Linked DNA regions of Homo sapiens: region 2 is linked to region 1. Evidence: read pairs that join two places in POLR2A ChIA-PET (ENCODE). Cell type or tissue: Panc1. All regions are shown on one strand. Links, peaks and the distances in the headings refer to the core of each region. The heading gives the core; the rest is flanking DNA.

Evidence for each region. Peaks named below come from ENCODE experiments on the same cell type or tissue, not always from the same donor. Only the 100,000 strongest peaks of a DNase experiment are listed, where the experiment ranks them.
Region 2: POLR2A ChIA-PET joins it to region 1 with 14 read pairs; 2 of 35 experiments call an interaction of 5 or more read pairs at or near these places.

What each region holds. Positions count from the first base shown.
Region 1 is chr5:124,563,213-124,578,853 of GRCh38, forward strand. No RefSeq gene overlaps it. Among named protein-coding and RNA genes, the nearest start is that of LINC01170, 130 kb to the left of the region's middle. In Panc1, for the core only: no CTCF peak of the experiment used is centred there; no DNase peak of the experiment used is centred there; H3K27ac peaks cover 3,804 bases.
Region 2 is chr5:124,486,629-124,502,269 of GRCh38, forward strand. No RefSeq gene overlaps it. Among named protein-coding and RNA genes, the nearest start is that of LINC01170, 56 kb to the left of the region's middle. RefSeq lists enhancers at 10,279-10,870, 10,871-11,461, 15,555-15,641. In Panc1, for the core only: no CTCF peak of the experiment used is centred there; no DNase peak of the experiment used is centred there; H3K27ac peaks cover 1,137 bases.

The sequences.
Region 1 (15,641 bases), core at 2,779-10,778:
CTGATACCTGATACATGTCTAGACTCCCTGAAGCAACTTAATGTACATCTTGAGATTCAAGCCGGGAGAGGTTTTAATATTTATCTTTCTTAATTATAAAGGTGATACATTTTCATCATGAAAAACAGAGAAATTGAAAATGACTGTAAAACACCATTTCATATTCATCAGACAGGCAAAAATTGAAAAGCCCAATAATATCAAATATTATTCAGGATGAAGAGAAATAGAAACTCTTTAACATTGCCGGAAAGAGTAGATTTTTAGAACAACCACTTTGGCAAGACCTAGTAAAATTTAAAAATGTATGTACTCTTTTCTTTTTTTTTTTTTTCTTTCTTTTTTGTCTTGAGACAGAGTTTCACTCTTGTTGCCCGTTGCTGGATGCAGTGGCACAATCTCAGGTCACAGCAACCTCCGCCTCTCAGGTTCAAGAGACTCTCCTGCCTCAGCCTCCTAAATAGCTCGGATTACAGGCATTCGCCACCACGCCAGGCTAATTTTGTATTTTTAGTAGAGATGGGATTTCACCATATTGGTCAGGATGGTCTTGAACTCTTGACCTTATGTGTTCCACCCGCCTCGGCCTCCCAAAGTGCTGAGATTACAGGCATGAGCCACCAAGCCTGGCCATGTGTACTCTTTAACCCAGAAATTCCACCACTAGGTATCCACCTTTGAGAAACTCACCATTTACACAACAAACCATGTACAAAGATGTTTGTTATAGCACTTTTTATAATAATAAAAAAGTGAAACCAATCTATATATTCCTCAAGGGGGATAGACATAAACTGTAGAATAATATATAACAGCCAAAATTAGTGAACTGCATCTACAGATATCAACATGAATGATTATGAAAAACAACTTGTTATATTTTTTGAAAAGCAAATTACAAAAGGATATGTACAGTATAATATTTAGTTATAATATTAACTCATACTACATATAGTTTAGGATACATACATATGTGTTAAAAATTACAAGACGTATTTCAGAATGATGCACAGTGTATGGGTTAATTTAGGTTACCATTGACAAGAAATTTAGTGATAGTGGCATAAATACATTAGAATTAGATTTGTCAAATAGAAGTCTACATAAGTTGCTTTAGTTGAGATGGCAACTCTGCAGGCATGAAGAAAACGAATTTTTCTGTCTCGTAGCGCCACCGTCCATAGCCCATAGCTTCTACGTAGTGGTCCAAGAGAGCTCCTACCATGATAGCCCCACTCTAGCCAGTATGAAGGAGGAAGAGGAAAGAGAAGGGGCCCTTCCTTCTTTAGCGAATCCTCCAGGATGTTGTACATATAACTTCTACTTTAATTCCACTTCCACTGGCCGGAATTCACTCAAATGGCAATATCTGGGAGATGCAATGTTTATTCTAGGCAAACATGTACCTAAAGAAAAAGCAGTGATTACTTCTACAAAGCGGGTGGGAGAATAGGAGAGAGGAGTGACACTAAAGTTGTTACCTGTAATGTCAAATTTCTTGTATGTTTTAAAGAGAGATCGGAAGCAAATATGGCCTATTATTAGCATCTGTTTAATCTTTGTGATGGGTGCATAAGTATCATTTCTGTGATTGCCAATCTTGTCTATTTCTTTGAAATTTTCATAATTTAAAAGAATTTTTTTTTTCTTTGAGACAGTCTCACTCTGTCACCCAGGCTGGAATGCAGTGGCACGATCTGGGCTCACTGCAACATCTGCCTCCCGGGTTCAAGCAATTCTCCTGCCTCAGCCTCCCAAGTAGCTCGGACTACAGTTGTGCACCACCATACCTGGCTAATTTTTGTATTTTTAATAGAGACAGGTTTCACCATGTTGGCCAGGCTGGTCTTGAACTCCTAACTTTGTAATCCACCTGCCTTGGCCTCCCAAGGTGCTGGGATTACAGGCGTGAGCCACCATGCCCAGCCTAAAAGAAAATTTTTTAAATGCATGGAAAATATAGGAAAATAGCTATGTAGAAAAACCATTGACCTTCATTCCCCCATACACATTACACATACATACACCTGAAAATAGCAGTTAACATTCTGGCAGCCAGGTCTTTGATCTTTCTCCTATACATATTTTTACACAATTGTGTTTTTAATATTTATATATTTTTGTAACCTACTTTTTAGTTTATTGCATAAGTGTTTTTCATAGCTTTTAAATTTAAAAAATATATATTTAATGGCTATCAGGTAATCTATCATAAGGATGTATCATAATTTAATTAACCTCTTATTGTTGAACATGATGATTTTATAAATGTTAAATAAACTTTATATTATGGATTTCCAATGTACATATTTCATCTTCTATCACTTTGTCTCCAGATACTATTAATTTCAAGATAGGAATAATTATTGGTGTTTCCCATTCATTTAGTTACAATTCATCTCAGAAGCGATTTTTGTTTTGCTAAGAGATTTTCACTGGTCTTTTGTCCAAATTTCTTAGAATCAGTTAAAATCCCCTGAAACCAGAAGTTATCCTCACATATTTTCCTGACTCTCCTGGAACTTCTATTGATTTTATGTGAGCCCACAAATATGACAGAGAAGCATATCAGGGAGCTCTGGCCCTTGGGAATAGTTAAGAGCCCACGGTACTCTGTGTTCCCATCTCTGCAAGGCCTGAGCAATATCTTGGTACAATTGATGAATGTGACCAAGGTGCTCATTTTTTTTCCAAATGCTAAGTTCAATTCACTCTCACTTGTGCTCTCATTCTCTTTCTCATGCATTTTTAGTAGCCTTCCATTTAGACAATGCATAAAAGATACCTTCCGAAGCCCTTTTAATGGATCACACTTGTCATGCATGCATCCAAATGTACTTTAGAACTCTGTCTAGATACTATTGTGTGCCACAATTTAGTGATGCATTTTTAATCTAATTCAAAAATATATTGGCCAGGCATAGTGGCACATGCCTGTAGTCCCAGCTACTTAAGGAGGCTGAGACAGGAGGATGGCTTGAGCTCAGGAGTTTGAGGCTGTAGTGCACTGTGATTACACCTATGAATGGCCACTGCACTCCTACCTGGACAATATAGTGAAAGCCAGTGTCTTAAAAAATATAAAATAATGCACATATATATATATATATATATATAATTACTACAAAGTCTGAAACAACCTACACAAAGAAAAGCTTTCCAAGAAATTCCAAATTGATTCATTCATTCATTCGACAAATGTTTATCAACCATTCAGTGGGCTCCACTTCTGGCACTACAGAAATGCACAGACTAAACGTGGGAAGTGGATATGTAAGTAAACAATTAAGACAATTTGACAGAGGGCAGTGGCTTATCCCTGTAATCCCAGCACTTTGGGAGGCCAAGGCGGGCGGATCACTTGAGGTCAGGAGTTTGAGACTAGCCTGGCCAACATGGTGAAACCCCGTCTCTACTAAAAATACAAAAATTAGCCAGGTGTGGTTGTGCGCACCTGTAATTCCAGCTACTCAGGAGGCTGATGCAGGAGAATCGCTTGAACCCAAGAGGAGGAGGTTGCAGTGAGCCAAGATCGTGCCACTACACTGCAGCCTGGGCGACAGTGAGACTCCATCTCAAAAAAAAAAGACCATGTGACACCTGAGTAGAGTAAGAGCAAGTAGTTTGGGAGTATCAGTTTGAATATGTTCATGTGAGTGTCTTTGTAAAACAAGACCTGGCCATTTTCTTTGATTCTTTGATACATACTTATTAATCAAGTCTACTAAGAGAAACATGCAGACTCACAGGTTCTGCCCAGAAATTCCATGGGAGCCAGGAAACCTTCTCTGAGTAATGTGATATCCCAGACCTTTCTGGTCTTATCTCTACTATGCCCCCAGCACAGTGGTTTGTAGAGGGATTTTACAATAAAAAGCACATCGAACAAATTGGATAAACTCAGATCATGCCTGCATTTGTACTTACTCTACTCAGGTGTCACATTGTTTTAATTGTTTTGTTTGTTTGTTTGTTTTTGAGATGGGGTCTTGCTCTGCTGCCCAGGCTGGAGTGCAGTGGCAACCTCCGCCTCCCGGGTTCAAGTGATTCTCCTGCCTCAGCCTCCAGAGTAGCTGGAACTACAGGTGCGTGCCACCATTCTTGGCTAATTTTTGTAGTTTTAGTAGAAATGGGGTTTCACCATGTTGGCCCAGCTGGTCTCGAACTCCTGACCTTGTGATCGGACCACCTTGGCCCCCCAAAGTGCTGGGATTACAGGCATGAGCCAACGAGTCTGGCCCATTTTAATTGTCTACTTAAATATCCACCTCCCACAGTTAGTGAAATCAGATCATGCTTGAATTATCTTTAGCCAGGTTTTCTAAAATGGACATGGTAGATAAAACCTACAGTAAAGACTCAATAAATATTTGTTGAGTGAAAGAAAGAATAAATCAATTTGTGTGTTTCTAGTTCCCCCTTAGCAGAGCACTGACCACATAGTTTTCAATCAATTGTCAATTGATTTCCTTTTATGGTACAAAATTATGAATGTATCAACAAAAATTTTTAAAGTAGGTGTTCTTTTTCTAATGATTTGGCTTGATAATTTTAATATATATTCAATTAGATAGAGAATGTTCAGCAGCACCTTTTCAGAATTGGTAGTCACATCAACTTCCCATTTTGAATAATAGATGTAAAACATTGTCAAAAAAAAAAATCTGCAGTCCAGTCCAAGGTTCCCAGGAGGCTGACCCATGACAGGACCCACCCACTGATGCCCAGTGTACTTGAAGAATGCAAAATGGTCCTTGAATGTGTTATCTGATGGTCATTTTTCTTAGACACAAGGTGCAGCACATTACAAGATACCCAGAGGATAAGATAATGTTCCCAAACTGCATCCCTACAAAAATCTACAACCATTCTCAGAAAGGTAGACATTCTTCTTTTCCTCTCCTGAAGGGCTCAGTTTTCTTCCTTCAAAAGTCATAGTTGAGGTCCTCACCCCCAGTACCTCAAAATGTAGCTGTATTTGCAGATAATAAGGTCTTCAAAGAGGTAATTAAGTTAAAATAGGATCGCTAATTTAGGCCCTAACCCAGTATGACCATTGCCCTTATAAGAAAAGGAAATCTGGACACAGACTTGTGCATGCACAAATGGTGACATATAAAGATCCAGGGAGAAGACGGCCATCTACAGCCACGAAGAGAAGCCTCACCAAAAACTAGCCCTGTCAACACCTCGATATCAGGCTTCTCAGCCTCCAGAACTATGACAAAAAAAATTTCTGTTGCTGAAGCCATCCAGTCTATGGTACCTTGTTATGGTAGCTCTAGCAAACCAGTAGATCTCCAGTGGGAACTCTCCATGTGACCCTCCTGCAACCTGCCTCATTGTCCGTGTTACAATGATGAGCTACTCGAGACCTGCCAAAGGAGTTTATAAATGGCCTAGCAGGGATCTGAAAATTAACATCTCTGCCTCAACCAGCTTAATTGCCTCCTCCTTCTGCAGACGATCACTGGACAGCAGCCCCTTCCTCTGCCTGGCCCTGATTATCTATCAGACAGTTACTGTTTTTCAGTCATAGCATTCAGTTGCAATCTATAATTATCTTGCTTTTTGCCTAACAAGAATGTAAGCTCCATGAGTTCAGAGTCCTGTCTAACTCCTCATGTCTGTATCCCGAATGCCTAGCACAATGTCCCCCAGAGAGTCACAGATACTTTTGAATGAGTCTATTATTTTTGTATTTTGAATCTCCTAGGTAAGCACAAGCTCTTTTTTAAATAGAGCACAAGCTGTATTTTAATGCAAAAATAGAATATTTTTTCTTCGTTTTCAATTCATGAAGCCTTTGGAATACGCAGTTGAGAGATCTAGACTTGACTTCTTTTTAAAAAAGCAAAAATGAAACCAGATATCCCTGGCTCCATGTGCACTAGCCTGCCTGACAGCAACAGTTCACAGTATTTTAAATGATGGAGGTTGGGCAAGGGAGGGGTTCAGGATGGGAGACCCATCCGAAGAGTGATGAAGAGTGATATTGCATTCAGAGGAGTGTTAAAAATGAAGCATGTGTTATAAATAATAAAATACACCCAACTGTGCATATTAAGTTGTAATTCAATCCCTGGCTCCTTCTGACATTGATAAACCACTCATAGCTTCCCTTTCATGGTTCCAATGCCATGAGTGACTAACTTCTCTTAGTGGAACTTCTACCTCCTTATTATTAGATGGAATCAGTTCTACATTATTCTGCATGTGTGAGAAAGAGGCAGTGAGAGCCACGCCACATCAACTGGACAACCAAGATTCTGCTTAAAACTACATTTAGCCAGTTATGAAGAGGTGAAAACGTACTATGTAAACGAGTCACAAGGCAGCAGTTGGAGCAAGAAAAGTTTCTGGATTTTAGGTTACTTTTATCAGTTCAGTCAAATGTAAAAGAGAAGTGAAGGCCGGGCATGGTGGCTCACACTTGTAATGCCAGCACTTTGGGAGGCCGAGGCCAGCAGATCACCTGAGGTCGGGAGTTCGAGACCAGCCTGACCAACATGGAGAAACCCTGTCTCTACTAAAAATACAAAATTAGCCAGGCATGGTAGCACATGCCTATAATCCCAGCTACTTGAGAGACTGAGGAAGGAGAATTGCTTGAACCTGGGAGGCAGAGGTTGCGGTGAGCCGAGATCACGCCATTGCACTCCAGCCTGGGCAATGAGAGCGAAACTCCATCTCAAAAAAAAAAAAAAAAAAAGAAGTGAGGAGCAGAAGATGTATACATCAAGTATGCAGGTCCTGTCACTACAATTTCCTCTATTCAGTATTGACTTAAACATTTATTCTGAAAAAGAAACTGTGTTTTCCAGGTAGATAGAGGACGCCTGGACCACGGTGGAGGCAGTGCTGCTCTGGGTGTCCAGGCAAGCCCACTGGGCTGCTCTGAATTCCATGGGAATGGGAATGCCTTACAATCTTCAGCATAAAATGGCCCTAACAGCAGAAATATCTGCTACTGGTTCTCCCCATCTGACCAAGTAAATTCACTGGAATTATCTTCTGAAAATCAATCTTGCTGCCACTAGCTCCACTGTCACTCAGGGCTTTTCAGCCACGGGAGAAGCCCAGGGTGAGCTCTATGCCTGGGATCTGAGCTTGGGCAGGGGTTTCACCAGGCACTTGGAGAATAAACATGAGCTCACTCTTCCACCTATTCACCAATTCCTATAAAGCTCCAAGGTCTCCCCTTCCTTCCAGGTATCTGGTTTATTCCCTTGGGAGCAATAGGACATCTGCTGAAGCTACCAAGTGTGGTGGCTGGTTCTGCCCCAAAGCACTTAGCTAAATCAGGGGAAGGGAGTCTCAGCAGCTAAAAATAGCAATAGAACATTGATTTTTTTTCCTCATCCCCTTCTCCCCTTCCCACCAGTCACTTTCACTTCAGAATGTTTTCTGCTGACATCAAGATAGGGGACAATGTAAAAGAAGAGGGTCAGCAGGCAAGGAAGAGAGACAGAAGAAGAAAGAAAGAGGCAAACAGACACAATCTGGGACAAAAAATCCTAGACAGGTCAGAGCACGTTCCCCAGCACGTGGGCCAGCTGGGGGCCGTCAGTCCCTCGACACACGCAGATGGTCTTGCAGAAGCGTCACACAGCTCAAGCCAGCCAGAGCATCCTGAAATTGACACGCTGGATGGTCAAGGGCAGCCTGTGACCTTCATGCCGCAGCAGCAGGAAATCAGGCTCACACTTGGATTTTGGAGTGTGCTACTCTTCAATGAACTTTCGTCAGAAAAAGTATCTGGAAGTGCACACAAAACAGCTATTAACTAGAGTTTATCTCTGAGGGATGGGGTGGGAGGTGTAGGAAGGGATTTGGACTTTTGACTTTACATCTTCTTATAAAAATCAATAGAGTTATAAGTGGTTTTTACTTCTTTTGTGATTTCAAAGTTTTTCATAAGAAATGGTTTGCTAATACAATTTTTTAAATTTATTTTTATTTTTAATTTTGAGACAGACTCTCCCCTCTGCCACCCAGGCTGGAGTGCAGTGATATGATCTCGCTCACTGCAGCCTCCATCTCCTTGGTTCAAGAGATTCTCATGCCTTAGCCACCCGAGTAGCTGGGATTACAGGTGTGCACCACCACACTCGTGTAATTTTCGTATTTTTGGTAGAGACGAGATTTCGCCATGTTGGCCAGTTGGGTTCGAACTGCTGACCTCAAGTGATCTGCCTGCCTCAGCCTCCTGAAGTGCTGGGATTACAGGTGTGAGCCACCACACCCAGCCACTAGTACAATTCTAAAATAAATAAATAAATATTTTAAAAAATGATTTCACAGGCTTGATCACATTTAATATTCTCCACAGACCTATGAGGTGAGCAAGGTGGATGTAGCTCAGGATTCAGTCCCCCAGCCTTGGGTTTGAGCCCTCTTTTCAAATCTACCAGATATGGAAACTGAGGGAGGAATTTGAACTGGTACCACAGATGTGATAATAGTACCCACTATCTCAGCTTCCTAGGAGAATTCTATTAATAATTTTTTTTTTTTTTTGAGACGGAGTCTCACTCTGTCCCAGGCTAGAGTGCAGTGGCTCAATCTCAGCTCACTGCAACCTCTGCCTCCTGGGTTCAAGCAATTCTCCTGCCTCAGCCTTCCAAGTAGCTGGGATTACAGGCACGCACCACCACACCCTGCTAATTTTTGTATTTTTAGTAGAGACAGGGTTTCACCATGTTGGCCAGGCTGGTCTCGAACTCCTGACTTTGTGATCCGCCAGTTTTGGCCTCCCAAAGTTCTGGGATTACAGGAGTGAGCCACCATGCCCGGCCTTAGATACAACACATTAACCCTTTTAAAAATGCTTGGCACTTGAGAAGCACTCAGTAATTAGAAGTCATCATCATTGTTCTTGCTATTATCCTAGTTAGTAGCATTATTATTATTATGAGAGAATTTTAAGAGCTAAGTCCAGAGCAACACAGCTAGCAGTGGCTAAGCAAAAACCAGAACCAAATTCATTTTATGGCCACCACATGGCAGGGGTTAAGCAGGACTGTTCGTACTACCCCCACCTCGAGTTTCAGACTGGAACAGGACAGCCGGAGCCCTCTCCAGAATCAGCCTCAGAGAGAAAGCCTCGTGAGAGCCATAGTAATATGGGCATGGGTCAGCTCAGCCCCAAATTCTTCCTGATCCAAATCACAGGTGTTTTGGAACAAATAATGCTATCAAAACAGCTTTTGGGGGGAAAAAATGTCTGTGCCTAATGGGCAAAGCCCAAGAGAAAGGTTTGAAGGAAAATTAGTATTTATGTGGATAGACCTAAAATAACTATTTTTTTTAAGACTTGATCTTGCTCTGTCACCCAGGCTAGAGTGCAGTGGTGTAATCACAGCTCGCTGTAGCCTCAATCTCCTAGGCTCAAGCAATCCTCCTGCCCCAGCCTCCCAGTAGCTAGCACTACAGGCACACACCACCAGGCCCAGCTACTGGCTAATTTTTAAAATCTTTTGTAGAAATGAGGCCTTGCTGTTTTGTCAGGCTGGTCTTGAATTCCTGGCCTCAAGTGATCCTCCTGTCTTGGCCTTCCACAGTACTGGTATTACAGGTATGAGCCATTGGCCAGCCTTAAATTAACTTTTCACTAAAGATTTTATTTTTATTTTTGTTGCTCATAAAGAGAAAGAGCAACAAAAAAGTAGTTTGACTATTCCTCAAGTCTTGTCACCAATTTAGTTTCAAAGCAATTCCAAAATTTACCAGTGTTTCATTGCACTTTAGGGTCCCTTTATTATTTTTATTCTAGACAGTGTGATTGATTGCTAATCTTAACATACATTCATTACATCGTTCAGATTGAGGTCTAAACTATGTTTCAGATCTTCTCCGTGTTTCTGTTAGGGCCTTGAACAGTCTGCAACGGAGATTCACGGTGATTCTGCCTGACATCAGGCAGGAGAACTAGGGCACAGCAGGGAGGCCAATGGCGGGGGGGAACCACTGCCCCTCAGGGGGAGTGTCCTCCACTTGGAGCAAACTCCTGGTGCTCTAGTTCATTGTGGTTAGTGATGACCCCTGATGTTTGTATGGTGTTGAATTGTTTACAAAGCACATCCTTGTACATTATTCCCCACCATCCTCTCCACAATCCAATAAAAAACAAACATTATTAGCTCCATTTTTCAGCTCAAGAAACTGGACACTCAGCAAATTGAAGTGATTTTCTCGAAGCCATAAGACTAGTAAGGAAACACATGGCATGAACTCCACATTGGCACCCTATCCTCTACACTTCGAATGTTGTTTACACCTCTAATTCCTAAAAAAAAAAAAAAAAAAAAAAAAAAAAAAAAAAAAAAAAGTTTTCCATTTAACCTCTCCACGCTTCAGTTCCACCACCAACACACTCTCATGCCCCTATACAATCCCCTCTCCAAAACTATGAAAGCTCAGGTAACAACAGGCAACAGCAAAATCACCCGATGCTTGTTGGAGTCCTGACAACGTTGACAAAGTCCTTGGCAGGCCCTTCTATTTTCATGATCAATGGTACTACAGCCAGAAACAAGCCTCGCTGGCTGTGAGCTGATCTCTACTGTGAAAATGCACGCACGGTGTACACATTTGTTTATATTCTAAGCACTGAGGATGAAATAATTCTGCACCGTGTCCATTTTTGTGCTGTTAAGGCATACGGTTGCTTTGCAAGCAAAACAGTAGATCTTTCATTTGCCAGTGACATTCCACAAAGTGCTTATAATTCAGTGTTAGCTTATCAGCCGTCCAATCTCCCACTCCAGGGAATGTGTCAACCATCAAAAGGAGCAGAGGAGGTGTGCTGCATCTTAATGGCTTTCATTTCATCAGACTTACTTTCTTAAGGGCATTTAATCAATGAGGACAAGTAGTAGGCAGATTTTTAAATAAATGTGTCACTTTAGGTTAATCCACAGCACCGCTGAATATATTTGTTTATGCGACTCCCAAATATGTCCCTCTGTTGCTCAGCAGAATTGATAATCTGTAAATCAAAACATGTTACAAGTAGTTTTAAACTATCCCCCAAGGAACAGCTTTATTTGACCTGCCTGAATGGGAGATGTCCAGGAGTTTCAGGTACAAGGGTGTTGAATGTCAGAGCTGCTCAGAATGCCTGAGTGAAATGCCAGTTCCATTTACAACAAAGCTTTCTATTCATTCTTCCTTCCTTTCTTTCATTAGCCAGGTGAATGATGGGCTTAAAAAAATGTATTTGAAATGACAAAGAGCCTAGCAAAAAGATGGCAAGCTGGGAAACAAGGAGGACTGCAGGAATCTTAATTTATTCTTTGGGCTACTATTAAATGCAGAAGGAAATAAAATTGAAAGTAGACTGGAATGATACTGATGGGGCTCATATCACTTTGCCTTGATTATACCAAGACACTGGCTTCTGTTTGTTCTCTCCACTTTTTGCGTCCTTAATGTGCCCCAGACAAACAGAAGGGCTGTAATTGTGTAAACTCAGGTCCCCTGTCAAATAGAAATTTCTTTTGCCATCCGTTATCAGCTATCTGAACTGTCAAAATATGATTGTCACATCTGCTGGAAGTGTATTGGCCAGGTTGGGATGTGAATGTGGTGTTGTTATTTTAGATTGATTTTCTTAATGCTGGCCATAAGCGTGTCCGTGTGCAGGCTTGCGGATCCTTTCAGTCCTTTTAACAAAGCTTGAACTGTGTTGACATTTGTCCCCAGGCAGCAGTGTCCATTCAGAGTAGGACCTCTGCTGAGGCTTTTGTTGGAACCACTTAAATAATCTCTTTCTTCTTTCTTTTTTTTTTTAAACAGTGAGTGTTTACCAAATAAGATTGAGACTGTATGATCCTTTTGACACTGCAGCTAACAAAAGTTATTAATATTCTGTGGGCTTCAGAGCAAGAATCTATTTAATGGTTTCAAGAATCATTCAAATCCCAGGCACAGCCTTAACTACAGCTTTTTATAGATAGAAAAGGATATCCAGATCTGTATGTGTCTGTGACATTGCAGAGGACACTGGGGGTTGATGAAAGCTCACTGTATTATGTCTCTTTCCCCATTTCTTCACAGACAGCCGGGGAGAAGATGGCTTTCCTGGACTTGGGAAGAGTCATTAAACTGCCAGTGCTTGTGAGTGAATATCACAAGAAAAGATGATGCGCTTCATTTTATTTTATTTTACTGAAAATAGTGACATTTACATAATGATGTCTAATCTCTCTTTAGGCCTAGTAAAGACTCTGCAGATTTTCAGAATGTTGCCTCTGCTTCCTTAGGGTGCCAGGACCTCAGAGTTTCTAAGACATTCAGGGAGAGGACCCCAGCCCTAGGTGCACCTATAAACATACATAATAGCCAATTTACAAGAGAGTCAGTCAGAATGGATATTCATGTGCCAGCTTGTAGTACAATTCAACTTTCAATTCTGAGACAAATTAAATTCATTCTTGTGCATCCTAGTGGTAATGTACAATTAGCTTTCAGAAACTGTAATATATTTTCCTATCATATAGGAGTCTTTAGAAATTTCAAGGGTAACCTCTCCAGTCGCCTTAACAGTAATCTTAAGTGTGTATCTCCAAAGTTACATAAATCAAACCATTTGGTAAACCGTGTTGTAACCTTTTTAAACGTATCTCCCTGTTAGCTTTAACATCATTATATCCCATTGTGATGAAAATGGACTTTCGGTATCCAGCGATAATGAAAATAGCCACTTTATGCGGTTTCTGCATGCAATTATCCAGGCTTTTCTCAGACTCTAGAGAAATCTAAGCTAATTGCTTTGGGACTTTTCCTACATTTCCATAAATTCTTTGTTAATTTTTTATGAGAAACTGTTATTGCAGTCGCCCTTAAAGTTCCCATTGTATTCAATAATGTAAAGAAGTCATTATGGAAACAGCTATTTGCTAGTGTCCCTGCCAGAGCTGGACGCCTTCTCATCCCTCTGTATTCTCAGGTGAGGTGGGAGGTGTTTTTTGTTTTTTTTTTCTCACTCTTTTTTTTCTAATACAAATTTTTCTTCATCTGAGTTTACTCAAAGCCAATCTAAAAGCAGTTCTATGTGGTGCATGACCTTGTCATTATAGGACAAGAATTGAGTTTGCTTTATCTGACAGTTTGCTCTGGATTTGCTTTTATACCTACTCATCAACCCCAAAGACAAAGAACTCTGTTTTAAGTGATAGAGGAGCAACTGAATGAGCCATGTTTCCCCGGGAATGCTCTAAAATTACCTTAGATGTTACATTTGATTTATTGATTGCTTCAAACCCAGAATCACAATTCCTCTAGCTTCCAATAAGCACTACCAAAGAGCACCTCAAACACATTGCCAAGATTTTCAGAGATGTTTTTCAGCCTGATTTTCTCTTTTGAGCTCCTGTGGGTACAAGAGCACGCCGTCTGGAACCACCAAGGGAAGAAAATCTTCCCTCTCTTGCTCTTAGGCAAGGCTATATTAAACAGAGTCAGACCAGCCTGGTGCTTAAGACACTAAAAGCAAATACACAGAGAGGAAGAGAGATAAGCTTAGCTTTAATTAATTTATCTAGAATTAGCAATCAGAAAATATAAAAAGAAATCCTTCTAATTTCAAAATACTTGCAAAGCTTGTGTTTTACAGCTTGCACTTAAGTTTTATTTCAAATCACATGAGAGACAGATATCAATTCATCCATCTAAACTCAAGATTTGTGCAGGTTACTGTATGCATGCTACGCCTCGATAAAAATGACATGGAGAGAAGGCCAAAAATGTCACCTGAATTTGTCATTACTTTGGGCTTCTGAAGGCCTTCCTCTTTATGGGAAGGCAATGAGCATTGGGGAAGTTACTCTGCCACTTTCAGCCCACCTTGAGCTCTAGGTTGGAGGCTTTGGGTGACTGACTTCTAAGAAAAGTGCTTGCATTCCCTGCAGGTTATTGTCTCTTAAACATCACAGGAACTTGGCTATATTTAGGGCAAACCACACAGTGGTTACACTACACTCTTGGTTAGGGCACACAAGTGGTAAGTATAGCATAGACCTGCCCACATGTGCCTCAGAACTGACCGTTCAGAGTGTGAAAGCAACAAACTCTTCTTGACATGGGCTCTTTGTTATCCACGGGTAGTTTTGGCAGCCTGCATGTAAAAACTGCCCATTTGCAAACATGTTATACATCAGCAAATGACCAAGTGGATTTTCTCAAGTATCAAAACCCACTGGGAGCCATTCAAAGTGTATAAATCCATTCATGCTCTCTTAAGGAAAATAGAATACACAAATATTTTCACAAATGATACTTATTTATTTTAATGAATGATATTTGTTTAAAATGATTAAACCTGCTGCTTTCCAGTCGTAAAGGCAAAGTTCTTGGACCCCAATGTCTCCCAGAAGCCTTCCCAAAGAGTAACTGTTCATTTTGGTAAGCAGTTCAGTAAACCTGTGTTAAATTAAAATGGAAACTAAAAGAGTAATGTCATTTGGAAGACTCTTGGTCTGCTGTCAGCATTTCTGAACACTTCACTTGGTACTGGGAAATCCTAAATGGTTCCCAATCTTTGATGGAGATCATCAAGGCACTGCTGGTACTGAAGATGTTCTAGCTTCTCACAAGTGCACAGACATGGCTTCAACCACACTTCTCTGCAAATCACAACTTGAAATTCGGTCTCCTCTTATCTTCCAATTGGCACTAAGCATTCTTTCAACAGTCTCATAAGCCATTTCTATCAAGAAGGAATTATTGTCTTTAACTATGGAAACGTAAGTCAGCTGCATTACATAATAATAACAGCAGTTGGCCTGGCACAATGGTTCATGCCTGTAATCCCAGCATTTTGGGAGGCCGAGGCGGGCAGATCACTTGAGGTCAGTAGTTCGAGATCAGCCTGGCCAACATAGTGAAACACTGTCTCCACTAAAAATACAAAAATTAGCCAGGTACGGTGGCACATGCCTGTAATCTCAGCTACTCGGGAGGCTGAGGAAGGAGAATTGCTTGAACCCGGGAGGCAGAGGTTGCAGTGAGCCAAGATCGTGCCATTGCACTCCAGCCCGGGTGACAGAATGAGATTCCATCTAAAAAAAAAACAAAAAACAAAAACCAAAAAAAAAACAATAACAGCAGTTATGTTATTTAAGGACATTACCACATAGGAGCAAGGGTATGCTCTGAAGTCCCTAGACTCACCAATTCGTATTTGAAAATTCAAAATTGGATGAGGGTGGAAGTACTACCACTTGGATATAAGAAAAGCTGGTTATTGAACAAGAAGATTTTTTTCTTAACAATAAAATTCACATGGAGCAGTTACTGGCACATCAGCATTCCCTCATGTAATCCCCCTAACAATGTGATTTAGGAAGCATAATCCCCATTTTACAGGTGAAGAAACTGAAGGTCAGGGAGGTCACAGAAATTCCCCAAGATAACACAATAAGTAACACAGTCAGGACTTCAGCCTCCCCATCTCTAAAACTCATTTTTTTCCCACCGTGTCACATTCAAGGCTCAGCTCCTCCATGCCCTTTGACCTATAGCCTTGACCTATTGTAGGAGAATTGCCCACATGGTTGTTTGGACTCTCTCAGTATTCTACATGAACTTCTTCTGTGGTACCTATAATACTTCACTGCAGTTTTTGTTTATGTGTCTGA
Region 2 (15,641 bases), core at 4,363-12,362, 75 kb before region 1:
TTAATCCATCTTAAGTTAATTTTTGTATATGGTGTAAGGAAGGAGTCTAGTTTCAGTTTTCTGCATATGGCTAGCCAGTTTTCCCAGAACCATTTATAAAATAGGGAATGCTTTTCCCATTGCTTGTTTTTGTCAGGTTTGTTGAAGATCAGATGGTTGCAGATGTGTGGTATTATTTCTGAGGTCTCTGTTCTGTTACATTGGTCTATATATCTGTTTTGGTACTAGTACCATGCTATTTTGGTCACTGTAGCCTTGTAGCATAGTTTGAAGTCAGGTAGCGTGATGCCTCCAGCTTTATTCTTTTTGCTTAAGATTGCCTTGGTTATACAGGTTCTTTTTTGATTCCATGTGAAATTTAAAATAGTTTTTTTCTAATTCTGTGAAGAATGTCAATGGTAGTTTGATGGGAATTACATTGAATCTATAAATTGCTTTGTACAGTATGGCCATTTTCATGATATTGATTCTTCCTATCCATGAGGATGGAATGTGTTTCCATTTGTTTGTGTCCTCTCTTATTTCCTTGAGCAGTGGTTTGTAGTTCTCCCTGAAGAGGTCCTTCACATCCCTTGTTAGCTGTATTCCTAGGTATTTTATTCTCTGTGTAGCAATTGTGAATGGGAGTTCATTCATGATTTGGCTCTCTGTCTATTGTTGGTGTATAGAAATGCTTGTAATTTTTGCACATTGATTTTGTATTCTGAGACTTTGCTGAAGTTGCTTATCAGCTTAAGGAGTTTTTGGGCTGAGACAATGGGGTTTTCTAAATACAGAATCATGTTGTCTGCAAACAGAGACAATTTGACTTCCTCTCTTCCTATTTGAATACCCTTTATTTCTTTTTCTTGCCTCGTTGCCGTGGCCAGAACTTCCAATACTATGTTGAATACGAGTGGTGAGATGGGGCATCCTTGTCTTGTGCCAGCTTTCAAAGGGAATGCTTCCAGTTTTGCCCATTCAGTATGATATTGGCTGTGGGTTTGCCATAAATAGTTCTTAGTATTTTGAGATATACTCTATCAATACCTAGTTTATTGAGAGTTTTTGACATGAAAGAACTTTGAATTTTATCAAAGGCCTTTTCTGCATCTATTGAGACGATCATGTGGTTTTTGTCATTGCTTCTGTTTATGTGATGGATTATGTTTATTGATTTGCATATATTGAACAGGCCTTGCATCCCAGGGATAAAGTCAAGTTCTGTTGATGTCTATTAGGTCCACTTGATCCAGAGCTGAGTTCAAGTCCTGAATATTTTGTTAATTTTTCCATCTCATTGATCTGTCTAATATCGACAGTGAGGTGTTAATGTCTCCCACTATTATTGTGTGAAAGTCTAAGTCTCTTTGTAGGTCTCTAAGAACTTGTTTTAAGAACCTGAGTACTCCTGTATTGGGTACTCAGATTTATATATCCTAAATATATATGCACTTTTTTTTTTTTTTTTTTTGCTTTCTATTTGCTTGCTAAATTTTCCACAGTCACTTTATTTTGAGCCTCTGTGTGTTTGCACATGAGATGGGTGTATTAGTCTGTCTTTATGCTGCTGATAAAGACATACCTGAGACTGGGAAGAAAAAGAGGTTTAATTGGACTTAGAGTTTCATATAGCTGTGGAGGCCTCAGAATCATGGCGGGAAGTGAAAGGCACTTCTTACATGGCAGCAGGAAGAGAAAATGAGGAAGAAGCAAATGCAGAGACCCCTGATAAACCCATCAGATCTCATGAGACTTATTCACTATCACGAGAATAGCATGGGAAAAACCAGCCCCCATGATTCAATTACCTCCCTCTGGGTCCCTCCTACAACATGTGGGGATTCTGGGAGATATAATTCAAGTTGAGATTTGGATACGGACACAGCTAGACCACATTATTCTGCCCCTGGTCCCTCCAAATCTCATGTCCTCACATTTCAAAACCAATCGTGCTTTCCCAACAGTCCCCCAAAGTCTTAACTCATTTCAGCATTAACCCAAAAGTCCACAGTCCAAAGTCTCATCTGAGACAAGGCAAGTCCCTTCTGTCTAAGAGCCTGTAAAATCAAAACAAACTAGTTGCTTCCTAGATACAATGGTGGTACAGGTATTGGGTAAATACAGCCATTCCACATGGAAGAAATTGGCCAAAACAAAAGGGTTACAGGGCCCATAGAAGTCAGAAATCCAGCAGGGCCATCAAATTTTATAGTTCCAAAATAATCTCTTTTGACTCCAGGTCGCATATCCAGGTCACTCTGATGCAAGAGGTGGGTCCCCATGGTCTTGGGCAGCTCTGTCCCCATGGATTTGCAGGAGTCAGCCTCCCTCCTAGCTGCTTTCACAGGCTTGTGTTGAGTGTCTGTGGCTTTTCCAGGCACACTGCACAAGCTGTTGGTGGATCTACCATTCTGGAGTCTGGAGAACTGTGGCCCTCTTCTCACAGCTCCACTAGGCAGTGCCCCAGTAGGGACTCTGTGTGGGGGACTCCAATCCCACATTTCCCTTCTGCACTGCCCTAGAAGAGGTTTTCCATGAGGGCCCTGCCCCTGCAGCAAACTCTTGCTTGGGCATCCAGGCATTTCTGTACATCTTCTGAAATCCAGGTGCAGGTTCCCAAACCTCAATTCTTGACTTCTGTGCACCTGCAGGCTCAACCCCACATGGAAGCTACCAAGGATAGAGGCTTCCGCCTCTGAATCCACCACCCAAGCTGTACATTGGTCCCTTTCAGTCATGGCTGGAGCAGCTGGGACACAGGGCAAGAAGTCCCTAGGCTGCACACAGCATGGAGTCCCTGGGTCTGGCCCATGAAACCACTTTTTCTTCCTGGGCCTCCAGGGCCTATGATGGGAGGGCCTGCCATGAAGGTCTCTGACATGGCCTGGAGACATTTTCCCCATGGTCTTGGGGATTAACATTAGACTCCTTGCTACTTATGCAAATTTCTGCAACTGGCTTGAATTTCTCCCCAGAAAATGGGTTTTTCTTTTCTGCTGCATCATCAGGCTCTGCAAATTTTCCAAACTTTTATGCTCCATTTGCCTTTCAAAACAGAATGCTTTTAACAGCACACAAATCACATTTTGAATGCTTTGCTGTCTAGAAATTTCTTCCGCCATTTACCCCTCATCATCTCTCTGAAGTTCAAAGTTCCGCAAATCTCTAGGGCAGGGGCAAAATGCCACCAGTCTCTTTACTAAAATATAACAGGAGTCACTTTTGTGCCAGTTCCCAACAAGTTCCTCACCCCCATGTGAGACCACCTCAGCCTGGATTTTATTGTCCATATTGCTATCAGCATTTTGGGCAAAGCCATTCAACAAGTCTCTAGGAAGTTCCAAACTTTCCCACATTTTCCTGTCTTCTTCTGAGCCCATGAAACTGTTCCTATCTCTGCCTGTTACCCATTTCCAAAGTTGCTTCCACATTTTCAGGTATCTTTTCAGCAATGCCCCACTCTGCTGGTACCAATTTACTGTATTGGTCCTATTTTCATGCTGCTGATAAAGACATACCCGAGACCGGGAAGAAAAAGAGGTTTAATTGGACTTACAGTTCCATATGGCTGGGCAGGCCTCAGAATCATGGTGGGAGGCGAAAGGTACTTCTTACATGGCAGCAGCAAGAGAAAATGAGGAAGAAGCAAATGCAGAGACCCGTGATAAACCCATCAGATCTCGTGAGACTTATTCACTATCAAGAGAACAGCATAGGAAAGACTGGCCCCCATGATTCAATTACCTCCCCCTGGGTCCCTCCCACAACATGTGGGAATTCTGGGAGACACAATTCAAGTTCAGATTTGGATAGGGACATAGCCAGACCATATCAATGGGTCTCCTGAATACGCACACCAATACGTCTTGACTCTTTATCCCATTTGCCAGTCTGTGTCTTTTATTCAGGGCATTTAGCCCATTTACATTTAATGTTAATATTGTTATGTGTGAATATAATCCTGTCATCATGATGCTAGCTGGTTATTTTGCACAGTAGTTGGTGCAGTTTCTTGATAGTGTCAATGGTCCTTATATTTTGGTGTGTTTTTGAGGTGGCTGGTACTGGTTTTTCCTTTCAACATTTAGTGCTTCCTGCAGGAGCTCTTGCAAGGCAGGCCTAGTGGTGATGAAATCCCTCAGCATTTGCTTGTCTGAAAAGGATTTTATTTCTCCTTTGCTTATGAAGCTTAGTTTGGCTGGATATGAAATTCTGGGTTGGAAATTCTTTTCTTTAAGAATGTTGAATATTGGTCCCCATTCTCTTCTGGCTTGCAGGGTTTCTGCTGAGAGGTCCACTGTTAGTCTGATGGGCTTCCCTTTGTAGGTGACCTGGCCTTTCTGGCTGCTCTTAACATGTTTTCCTTTATTTCAACCCTGGAGAATCTGATGATTATGTGTCTTGGGGTTGATCTCCTCATGGAGGATCTCAGTGGTGTTCTCTGTATTTCCTGAATTTGAATGTCGGCCTGTCTTGCTAGGTTGAGGAAGTTCTCTTGGATAATATACTGAACTGTGTTTTCCAACTTGGTTCCATTCTCCCCATCTCTTTCCCATACTCCAATCAATTGAAGGCTTGGTCTTTCCACATAGTCTCATATTTCTTGGAGGCTTTGTATGTTCCTTTTCGTTCTTTGTTCTCTAATCTTGTCTGCATGCCTTATTTCAGCAACATGGTCTTCAAACTCTGATACCCTTTCTCCTGCTTGGTTGACTCAGTTATTGATACTTGTATATGTTTCACGAAGTTCTTGTGCTGTGTTTTTCAGCTCCATCAGGTCATTTATGTTCCTCTCTAAAGTGATTATTCTAGCTAGCAGCTCCTGTGACCTTTTATCAAGGTTCTTAGCTTCTTTGCGTTGGGTTAAAACATGTTCCTTTAGCTCAGTGGAGTTTATTATTGCCCACCTTCTGAAGCCTACTTCTGTCAATTCGTCCATCTCATCCTCCATCCAGTTCTGTGCCCTTGCTGGAGAGGATTTGTGATCATCTGGAGAAGAGGCACTCTCACCTTTTGGGTTTTCAGCGTTTTTGTCACTGATTCTTTTTCATCTTCATGAGTTTGTCTAGTGTCAATCTTTGAGGCTGCTGACCATTGAAGTTTTCTGGGGCCTTTTCTCTTGTAGATGCTATTGTTGTTGTTTTCTGTTTATTTGTTTTTCTTATAATGGTCAGGTCCCTCTTCTGTAGGGCTGCTGTGGTTTGCTGGGGGTTCACTTCAGGCCCTATTCATCTGGTTCACTCCCACACCTAGAGATGTCACTCGAGGAGACTGGATAACAGCAAAAATGGGTGCCTGCTCCTTCCTCTGGGATCTCTGACCTTGAGGAGCACTGACCTGATGCCAGTAGGAATGCTGCTTTATAGGGTGTCTGACAACCCCTGTTGGAGGGTCTTACCCAGTTGGGTGGCACAGGGAGCAGGACCCCTTTAACGAAGCACTTTGACTGTCCCTTGGTGGAGGGGGTATGCTTCCCTGGGGGAAACGCACTGGTCTGGGCTGCCCGGATTCCTCAGAACTAGCTGGAGGAAAGACTAAGTCTGCTGGTCCGCAGAGCTGCCACAGCTGGTGTGTTGGCTGTGGAGGATACCCCCTCTGACCAAGCTGTCCAGCCTCCCCAGCTGCATCAAGGGAAAAGTGCAGCCTGGAGCTAAAGAGATGGCTGCTGCCCTTCTCTCACCCTGGGAACTTATTGTGTTAGGCAGCTATCAGTCCCAGACTTTGTTGTCGCCCCTTCCCCAGGGAGCTCAAACAGCTTAGACAGCAGGTAGCCGCAACTGTGGTGCTGGTCGCCCCTCCCCGCTGGGAGCTCACAGGCTTAAGCAGATTCTAGCTGATTGGCTATTGAGAATCTGTGCAGCTCCATGGTTAGGACCCTAGGCCCTGGTGGTGGGCTCACAAGTGGGATCTTCCAATCCGTGGGTTGCACAGTTCCATGGACAAAGCACGGTTTCCCAGGCTGGGTGGCACGCTCACTGACAGCCTCCCTTGACTGGGGAGTGGGGGCTCCCCTGCCCTGTGTCATTGTGGCTCTCACGTGGGCTGCCGCACCACACTGCTCTTCCTGCCTCTCTGTGGGCCACACCAGCGGCCTAGTGAGTTGTGATAACAGAGCCTGGAGACCTCGGTTGCCAGTGCAGGATTCGCACTTTATGTTATGGTTCTTTTCCACGGGAGCCCCCAATCGCCACTGCTTCTAGTCAGCCATCTTGGCTCCACATGGCTCGACTCCAAGATTTTAAATGATTGCAGGATTTTTTCACCAGAACAGCTGTGTGTTTGTTTTCCCCGGTTACATTGTTACAATTGAGGTTTATTTGAATCAGTGCCATGTCCTCACTTTTTCAAGTCCTCTGTTTCAGTTAGGATAATTTTGCAACAGGTAAAAAATTACTCAGTAAAGAGTGATATAAGCCACACAAATATTTATTACCTTCCCTATCAAGAAATCTGCAAGCAGGCTGTAATGAGGTTGGCCAGTATCAACACTATCAGCAAGCATGTTAACTTTTTCCATGTTTCTGATCAGGCATCCTCAGTATGTTGGTGATGCTTCCTTCGTGGTTACAAGTTGGCTGTTCCAATTCCAAGCATTGCATCCCAAAAAGCAATATCCAAAGCAAGAAGCAAGGAATAAGGCAAATAGAGAGTTTTTCCTGTGTACTACTGCCTAATTTATGAGAGTAGAAAATTTTTCCCAGAGACTTTACATCACATTGACAAAGAACTGTCCTAGTTAGTTACTGGGCAAAGAAAAATGACATTTTCATGATTGGCTTAAATTTATCTTAATTCATTCCAGAGTTGGATGGAATTCACTATAACTGTCAGAAAATCAGAAGTCTTTCACTAGGAGAAAAAGGGGAAAGAGCTGCTAGATGAGCAATCAAATGCCTTGGCCAGATACTGATTTTGCATTTATTTTCCTTGAATAACTTCCAATCCACCTATATTGGTGGTATACTCTACTACATAAACCCTGGTCCCAAGTTTAGATTATTAATTCTGTAAGTCGCAAAGTTCAGATCTTACAATAGATTGTACATGTAGGTTAGATTCCTTAAATATTCAAAGTAGCCCTATTGGTACACTTAGTCATTTATTCAACAAATACTAATTAACCCTCTTCTATGTCAGGCACTTCTTTGGGGGCTGAGCAGTGAACAAAAATGGCAATACTTTCTTTCTTCATGGAACGTATGTTAGAATGGGAGGGGATGGGTATTAAGTGAAATAAAACATTGCACACCAGATTGTGATAACCGCCATGGAGAATGTTAAGAAAGGGATAGGGAGTATAGGGGGTGCAGGGGTGGAAATTGCCATTTACATTGGGTGATTAGAAAGACCTCACGGAGAAGATGACATTTAGTAAAGATGAATGTAGTCATGTAGGTGTCTGAAAGAAGAGTGGTCAGGACTCAGGGTGCAAAAGCTGTGAGTTGGGAGTGATCCTGACATGACAGCTAGGAGGCTGTGGCTGGAGAAGTGCATGGGAGGTAGGGCAAGCATTTAAAGGAACGAAATCGGAGAGGTCAAGTGGTCAGATCACACAGATCTTATAGGCTGATGCAAGGACTTGGTCTTTTGCTTTGAATGGCACAGGAAGTGATTGGAGGAGGTTGGGTAGAGAAGTGACTTAATCTTGCTTAGATTTTTTAAAAAATCACTCTGACTGCTTTGAGGGGAAAAAAACTGTATGTGGAAAAGAGAAGAAGCAGAAAGATGGCCTCGGAGATCATTGCAATAAAACAGGAAAGTTAGTGGCTTAGGTCAGGCTGATATTAGCAGAGGCAGGGCTTCACTAGTGCGTTAGATGTGGGGTATGAGAAAAAGATAGGCTTCAAGTATGACTTTGGGTTTGGAGCTTCAGTAAATGAAAGGATGGAGCTTTTATTTACTGAAATGAAACAATGTCAAGGAGCAAGTGGGGGAGGGAGAAAATTAAGCATTCAGTTTTGCACATATTTAAGCTCAAGACGCCTATTAGACATCCAAGAGGAGATGCTGCCTGTGTTGCATGGGTGAGTAGTCTGGAGCTCAAGGATGAAGAGAATGCAGTTCACATACACATGGCAAATAAAGTTGTAAAGTCCAATGAGATCATTAAGTATATGAGGTCAAATAGAGGATAAATGATCCAAGGATTAGGTCCTAAACATTTTAATGTTGACATACAACCAGAAAGAAGATGAAAAAAAAAGTCTCAGTGAGCCGTGAGGACTTCTAGCAGAGGGTAGTGTCTTAAGAGTGTTTCAAGTAAAAGGAATGATCAACTTCAAAAAAATGCTGTTGATAGATCAAAATATGAACTGAGACTCTAAAGAGTTTAGCTTGAGGAAGGGAGAAAAGTGAAGTGATTACCAGTTGTGCAAAGATTAAACACTCATAAAATCTTGTTTACATTGTATTGACTATGAAGTGAATCATTCATGATTTCCTATAATTATCTTTTCTTTTTGTCATTTTAGTATCCTTACAGACATTTAAATTGCTGTCAGCAATATTTTTATGCTTTACTCTAATAAAATCTGATTTAGAAAATCTAATCAATTAGATATTTTAGGCCTAATCATTGACATTACAAATGTACTACGGTTTTACAGAATGATGAGCCACAAATGACAAGCACATTCATTTAATTTACAAAAATTGTACTTGTCTGTTGCCTTTCAGAAGCCATGTACTGTATAAACTTAGGCACAGAGGCCTTCCTAATAGATGACATTGAATTTCTAATGGGAACTTCTGCAATAACAAATTCATCACATCCAAAGCATACCTCTGCAATATTTCACTTTGTCATTGGCTACACTTTTCTAAGCTCAGTGATGCTCACAAAAGCCATAGGATATCATTTGGCCTGAATCAAGAGCTTTACATTTCCAAAGAAGAAAGAGAATGTCAAATCCCTGCTAAAATTTAATAATCTATATTCCTCAAATTTTTTGTTCCAATGTGTACTATTTCATATTGTTTCTCATTACATTTTTCCTAAGATATTCATTTTTTTCTGGTAACTCTATATAGCATGTAACAAAACTAATATTATATCATGATCAAAATCTAAATATATATATATACACATTAAGGAGGCATGCTCTGGGAACTATTAGAAGTTGTCTTCTATTTTATGTCATCCTCTTTTTCAAGTCTGATCTCTGTTAGACAGCTATTTTTCTTCTGCAGCTAATATAACATTTATGTGGAGGGAGATTTCTAATTTTACTTTATTGGTGTATAAATGTGTCATTTCATACAACTAGCTGTTTTTCTTTGTTGTAACTTCTTTCTCTCTGTTTTAGCCTGAGGCTTTCCTCTTTATTTGATCAGTATAGTTTATATCATATTCTAGGCAGCACCCCTTCCCAGGAGAAAAACAGGGTTTCAAATTGCTACTCATGATTCCTAAGGCAAATGGAAAGGGTGCCTCCTGAATTAATGTTTTCTTTACTATTTTCATTGGTTATTGGTTTTATTTCCATCAGCTGATGGATACATTTATTTTCTACCTTTTAATATCATTCTCTCTCTATGACTGCCAATTGTTGTTTTGGCTTGATTATTTATGGTTGGCTGTATGAGTGGTTAGATGGAAAAATAATCAGTGTGAGGACTTGGTGACAAAATTTGAATTAATTTTTCAATAAATAACTAAAAGGTATTTGGGGTGTATTGAGTTCAATTTTTTTGATTGGCTTCTGAGATAAATGCTTCTTTTAAGGAAAGAGAGTTGGATTCTATGTTTTCTAACACTATTCACAGCTTATAGGGATTACATTTACCCTTAAAATATATTATAGGATCTATTTTTATGAGTATTTCTGCACATGGCTGTCTGACAAAACAATGTATTAGCCAGACCTAAAAAATTTTTTATGCATCCTCATCCCCAAATTTAAAAGAAAATATGTACCATTGTAGAACATGGAGGAAATATTCAACTACTTCTGATAGGACTTAGTTTCCTTTATTAGTCAAAAGCAAAAGAAGTATCCTGAAATATATTCCCACTATAATAATCACTCACAGAAAGAATTTTTTTTTTTTAAAAAGCTAAGTTCTCAATAAACTTGCATGAATGCTGAGAGAAAAAGAAGCAATATGGACACCCTGAGAGTCAGATGTGGTCAAGAGCAGAGATAAAAATGGGGGCCAGGACTGAACATCCTTTTCACAAGACATAAGCAAAGTCCATTGTATCCCTTCCCTGGAGGATGGTAAATCCATGTGGAATCATTTCCAAAATGAGTATGAAGCCCTAGGTCCTTTTCCATGCTGATCTTCTATACTACAGAAGTCTATATTATTAGAGGTAGTCATAACAAAAAAAATGCTTTTATATTACCTCATTATTTTACCTTTTTGTCACAAATCTATCATTAGATAAAAGAATGTCCAAACTTCCCTATGTTTCTATTATGTGTCAGGCCTCTGAGCCCAAGCCAAGCCATCATATCCCCTGTGACCTGCACGTACACATCCAGATGGTCAGTTCCTGCCTTAACTGATGACATTCCACCACAATAGAAGTGAAAATGTCCTGTTCCTGCCTTAACTGATGACATTGTCTTGTTAAATTCCTTCTCTTGGCTCATCCTGGCTCACTAGCTCCCCTACTGAGCACCTTGTGACCCCCACTCTGCCCGCCAGAGAACAACCCCCCTTTGACTGTAATTTTCCCTTACCTACCCAAATCTTATAAAACGGCCCCACCCCTATCTCCCTTCGCTGACTCTGTTTTCAGACTCACCCTGCCTGCACCCAGGTGATTAAAAGCTTTATTGCTCACACAAAGCCTGTTTAGTGTTCTCTTCATACGGATGTGCATGAAATTTGGTGCCATGACTCGGATCGGGGGACCTCCCTTGGGAGATCAATCCCCTGTCCTCCTGTTCTTTGCTCTGTGAGAAAGATCCACCTACGACCTCAGGTCCTCAGACCCACCAGCCCAAGAAACGTCTCACCAATTTCAAATCCGGTAAGCGGCCTCTTTATACTCTCTTCTCCAACCTCCCTCACTATCTCTCACCTTCTTTCTCCTTTCAATCTTGGCATCACACTTCAATCTCTCCCTTCTCTTAATTTCAGTTCCTTTCATTTTCTGGTAGAGACAAAGGAGACGTGTTTTATCTGCGGACCCAAAACTCCGGCGCCAGTCATGGACTAGGGAAGGCAGCCTTCCTTTGGTGTTTAATCATTGCAGGGACACCTCTCTAATTACTCACCCACGTTTCAGAGGTGTCAGACCACGCAGGGACGCCTGCCTTGGTCCTTCACCCTTAGTGGCAAGTCCTGCTTTTCTAGGGGAGGGGCCAGTACCCCAACCCCTTCTCTCTGTGTCTCTACCCCTTCTCTGCTTTTCTGGGGGAGAGACAAGAACCCCTCAACCCCTTCTCCTTCACCCTTAGCAGCAAGTCTCGTTTTTCTGGGGGAGGGACAAGTACCCCAACCTTGTATCTCTTCACCCCGATCCCTTATTTCTGTGCTCTGACATCTTGTATCTCTGTGCCCCGATCCCTTATTTCCATGCCCCAACCTCTTATCTCTGTGCCTCAACCCCTTATTTCTGCACCGCGACCCCTTTCCCACTTTTCTGGAAGATAAGAATCCCCGAACCCCTTCCCTCCATGTCTCTCTCTCTTTTCTCTAGGCTTGCCTCCTTCACTATAGGCAACCTTCCACCCTCCATTCCTCCATCTCCCTTAGCCTGTGCTCTCAAGAACTTAAAACCTCTTCAACTCACACCTGACCTAAAACCTAAATGCCTTATTTTCTTCTACGATGCCACTTGACCCCAATACAAACTCGACAGTGGTTCTAAATGGCCAGAAAACGGCACTTTCAATTTCTCCATCCTACAAGACCTAAATAATTTTTGTCGAAAAATAGGCAAATGGTCTGAGGTGCCTGACGTCCAGGCATTCTTTTACATCCGTGCCTCCCTAGTCTCTGTGCCCAATGCAACTTGTCCCAAATTTTCCTTCTTTCCCTCCCACCTGTCCCCTCAGTCCCAATCGCAAGCCTTGCTGAGTCTTTCTAATCTTCCTTTTCTACAGACCCATCTGACTTCTCCCCTTCTCCCCAGGCTGCTCCTCACCAGGCCGAGCTAGGTCCCAATTCTTCCTCAGCCTCCGCTCCTCCACCCTATAATCTTTTTATCACCTCCCCTCCTCACACCCGGTCCGGCTTACAGTTTCATTCCGTGAGTAGCCCTCCCCCACCTGCCCAGCAATTTCCTCTTAAAAAGGTGGCTGAAGATAAAGACATAGTCAAGGTTAATGCTCCTTTTTCTTTATCAGACCTCTCCCAAATCAGTGAGCATTTAGGCTCTTTCATCAAATATGAAAAACCCAGCCCAGTTCATGGCTCGTTCGGCAACGACCCTGAGACGCTTCACAGCCCTAAACCCTAAAAGGTCAAAAGGCCATCTTATTCTCAACATTTTATTACCCAATCTGCTCCCGACATTAAATAAAACTCCAAAAATTAAATTCTGGCCCTCAAACCCCACAACAGGACTTAATTAACCTCACCTTCAAGGTGTACAATAATAGAGTAGAGGCAACCAAATAGAAACATATTTCTGAGTTGCAATTCTTTGCCTCCACTGTGAGACAAACCCCAGCCACATCTCCAGCACACAAGAACTTCAAATGCCTGAACCGCAGCTGCCAGAGTTTCCTCCAGAACCTCCTCCCCCAGGAGCTTGCTACAAGTGCTGGAAATCTGGCCACTAGACCAAGGAATGGCCACAGCCCGGGATTCCTCCTAAGCCGTGTCCCATCTGTGCAGGACCCCACTGAAAATTAGACTGTTCAACTCACCTGGCAGCCACTTCCAGAGCCCCTGGAACTCTGGCCCAGGGCTCTCTGACTGACTCCTTCCCAGATCTTCTCAGCTTAGCAGCTGAAGACTGACACTGCCCCATCACCTCAGAAGCCTACAGGACCATCACAGACACTCTAGGTAACTCTCACAGTGGAGGGTAAGTCCGTCCCCTTCTTAATCAATACAGAGGCTACCCACTCTACATTACCTTCTTTTCAAGGGCCTGTTTCCCTTGCTTCCATAACTGTTGTGCGTATTGATGGCCAGGCTTCTAAACCTCTTAAAACTCCCCAACTCTGGTGCCAACTTAGACAATACTCTTTTAAGCACTCCTTTTTAGTTATCCCCACCTGCCCAGTTCCCTTATTAGGCCGAGACACTTTAACTAAATTATCTGCTTCCCTGACTATTCCTGGGCTACAGCCACACCTCATTGCTGCCTTTTCCCCCAGTTCAAAGCCTCCTTCACATCCTCCCCTTTTATCTCCCCACCTTAACCCACAAGTATAAGACACCTCTACTCCCTCCTTAGCGACCGATCATGCACCCCTTACCATCCCATTAAAACCTAATCAATCTTACCTGGCTCAATGCCAATATCCCATCCCACAGCACGCTTTGAAAGGATTAAAGCCTGTTATCACTCGCCTGTTACAGCATGGCCTTTTAAAGCCTATAAACTCTTCTTACCATTCCCCCATTTTACCTGTCCTAAAACCAGACAAGGCTTACAGGTTAGTTCAGAATCTGCGCCTTATCAACCAAATTGTTTTGCCTATCCACCCCATGGTGCCAAACCCATATACTCTCCTATCCTCAATACCTCCCTCCACAACCCATTATTCTGTTCTGGAACTCAAACATGCTTTCTTTACTATTCCTTTGCACCCTTCATCCCAGCCTCTTTGCTTTCACTTAGACTGACCCTGACACCCATTAGGCTCAGCAAATTACCTGGGCTATACTGCCGCAAGGCTTCACAGACAGCCCCCATTACTTCAGTCAAGCCCAAATTTCATCCTCATCTGTTACCTATCTCAGCATAATTCTCATAAAAACACACGTGCTCTCCCTGCTGATCGTGTCCGATTAATCTCCCAAACCTCAATCTTTTACAAAATAACAACTCCTTTCCTTCCTAGGCATGGTTAGTGCAGTCAGAATTCTTACACAAGAGCCAGGACCTCACCCTATAGCCCTTCTGTCCAAACAACTTGACCTTACTGTTTTAGCCTAGCTGTCATGTCTCTGTGCAGCAGCTGCTGCCGCCCTAATACTTTTAGAGGCCCTCAAAATCACAAACTATGCTCAACTCACTCTCTACAGCTCTCATAACTTCCAAAATCTATTTTCTTCCTCATACCTGACGCATATACTTTCTGCTCCTCGGCTCCTTCAGCTGTACTCACTCTTTGTTAAGTCCCACAATTACGATTGTTCCTGGCCCAAACTTCAATCCGGCCTCCCACATTATTCCTGATACCACACCTGACCTCCATGACTGTATCTCTCTGATCCACCTGACATTCACCCCATTTCCCCATATTTCCTTCTTTCCTGTTCCTTACCCTGATCACGCTTGATTTATTGATGGCAGTTCCACCAGGCCTAATCGCCACACACCAGCAAAGGCAGGATATGCTACAGTATAAGCCACTAGCCCGCCTCTTAGAACCTCTCATTTTCTTTCCATTGTGGAAATCTATCCTCAAGGAAATAACTTCTCAGTGTTCCATCTGCTATTCTACTACTCCTCAGGGATTATTCAGGACCCCTCCCTTCCCTACACATCAAGCTCGAGGATTTGCCCCCACCCAGGACTGGCAAATTAGCTTTACTCAACATGCCCCGAGTCAGATAACTAAAATACCTCTTAGTCTAGGTAGACACTTTCACTGGATAGGTAGAGGCCTTTCCTACAGGGTCTGAGAAGGCCACTGCAGGCATTTCTTCCCTTCTGTCAGACATAATTCCTCACTTTAGCCTTCCCACCTCTATATAGTCTGATAACAGACCAGCTTTTATTAGTCAAATCAGCCAAGCAGTTTTTCAGGCTCTTAGTATTCAGTGAAACCTTTATATCCCTTATGGTCCTCAGTCTTAAGGAAAAATAGAACGGACTAAAGGTCTTTTAAAAACACACCTCACCAAGCTCAGCCACCAACTTAAAAATGACCGGACAATACTTTTACCACTTTCCCTTCTCAGAAGTCAGGCCTGTCTTCAGAATGCTACAGGGTACAGCCCATTTGAGCTCCTGTATAGATGCTCCTTTTTATTAGGCCCCAGTCTCATCCCAGACACCAGACCAACTTAGACTGTGCCCCAAAAAACTTGTCATCCCTACTACTTTCTGTCTAGTCATACTCCTATTCACGGTTCTCAACTACTCATACATGCCCTGCTCTTGTTTACACTGTTTCTCCAAGCCATCACAGCTGATATCTCCTGGTGCTATCCTCAAACTGCCACTCTTAACTCTTGAAGTAAATAAATAATCTTTGCTGGCAGGACTATGCTGAATCTCCTTAGGCACTCTCTAATCAGATGTCCTGAGTCGTCCCAATTCTTAGACCTTTTATACCTGTTTTTCTCCTTCTCTTATTCCATTCAGTTTTTTAATTCATATAAAACTGTATCCAGGCCATAACCAATAATTCTAAATGACAAATGTTTCTTCTAACATCCCCACAATATCACCCCTTACCACAGAATCTTCCTTCAGCTTAATCTCTCCCACTCTAGGTTCCCACGCCGCCCCTAATCCCGCTTGAAGCAGCCCTGAGAAGCATCGCCCATTCTCTCTCCATACCACCCCCCAAAAATTT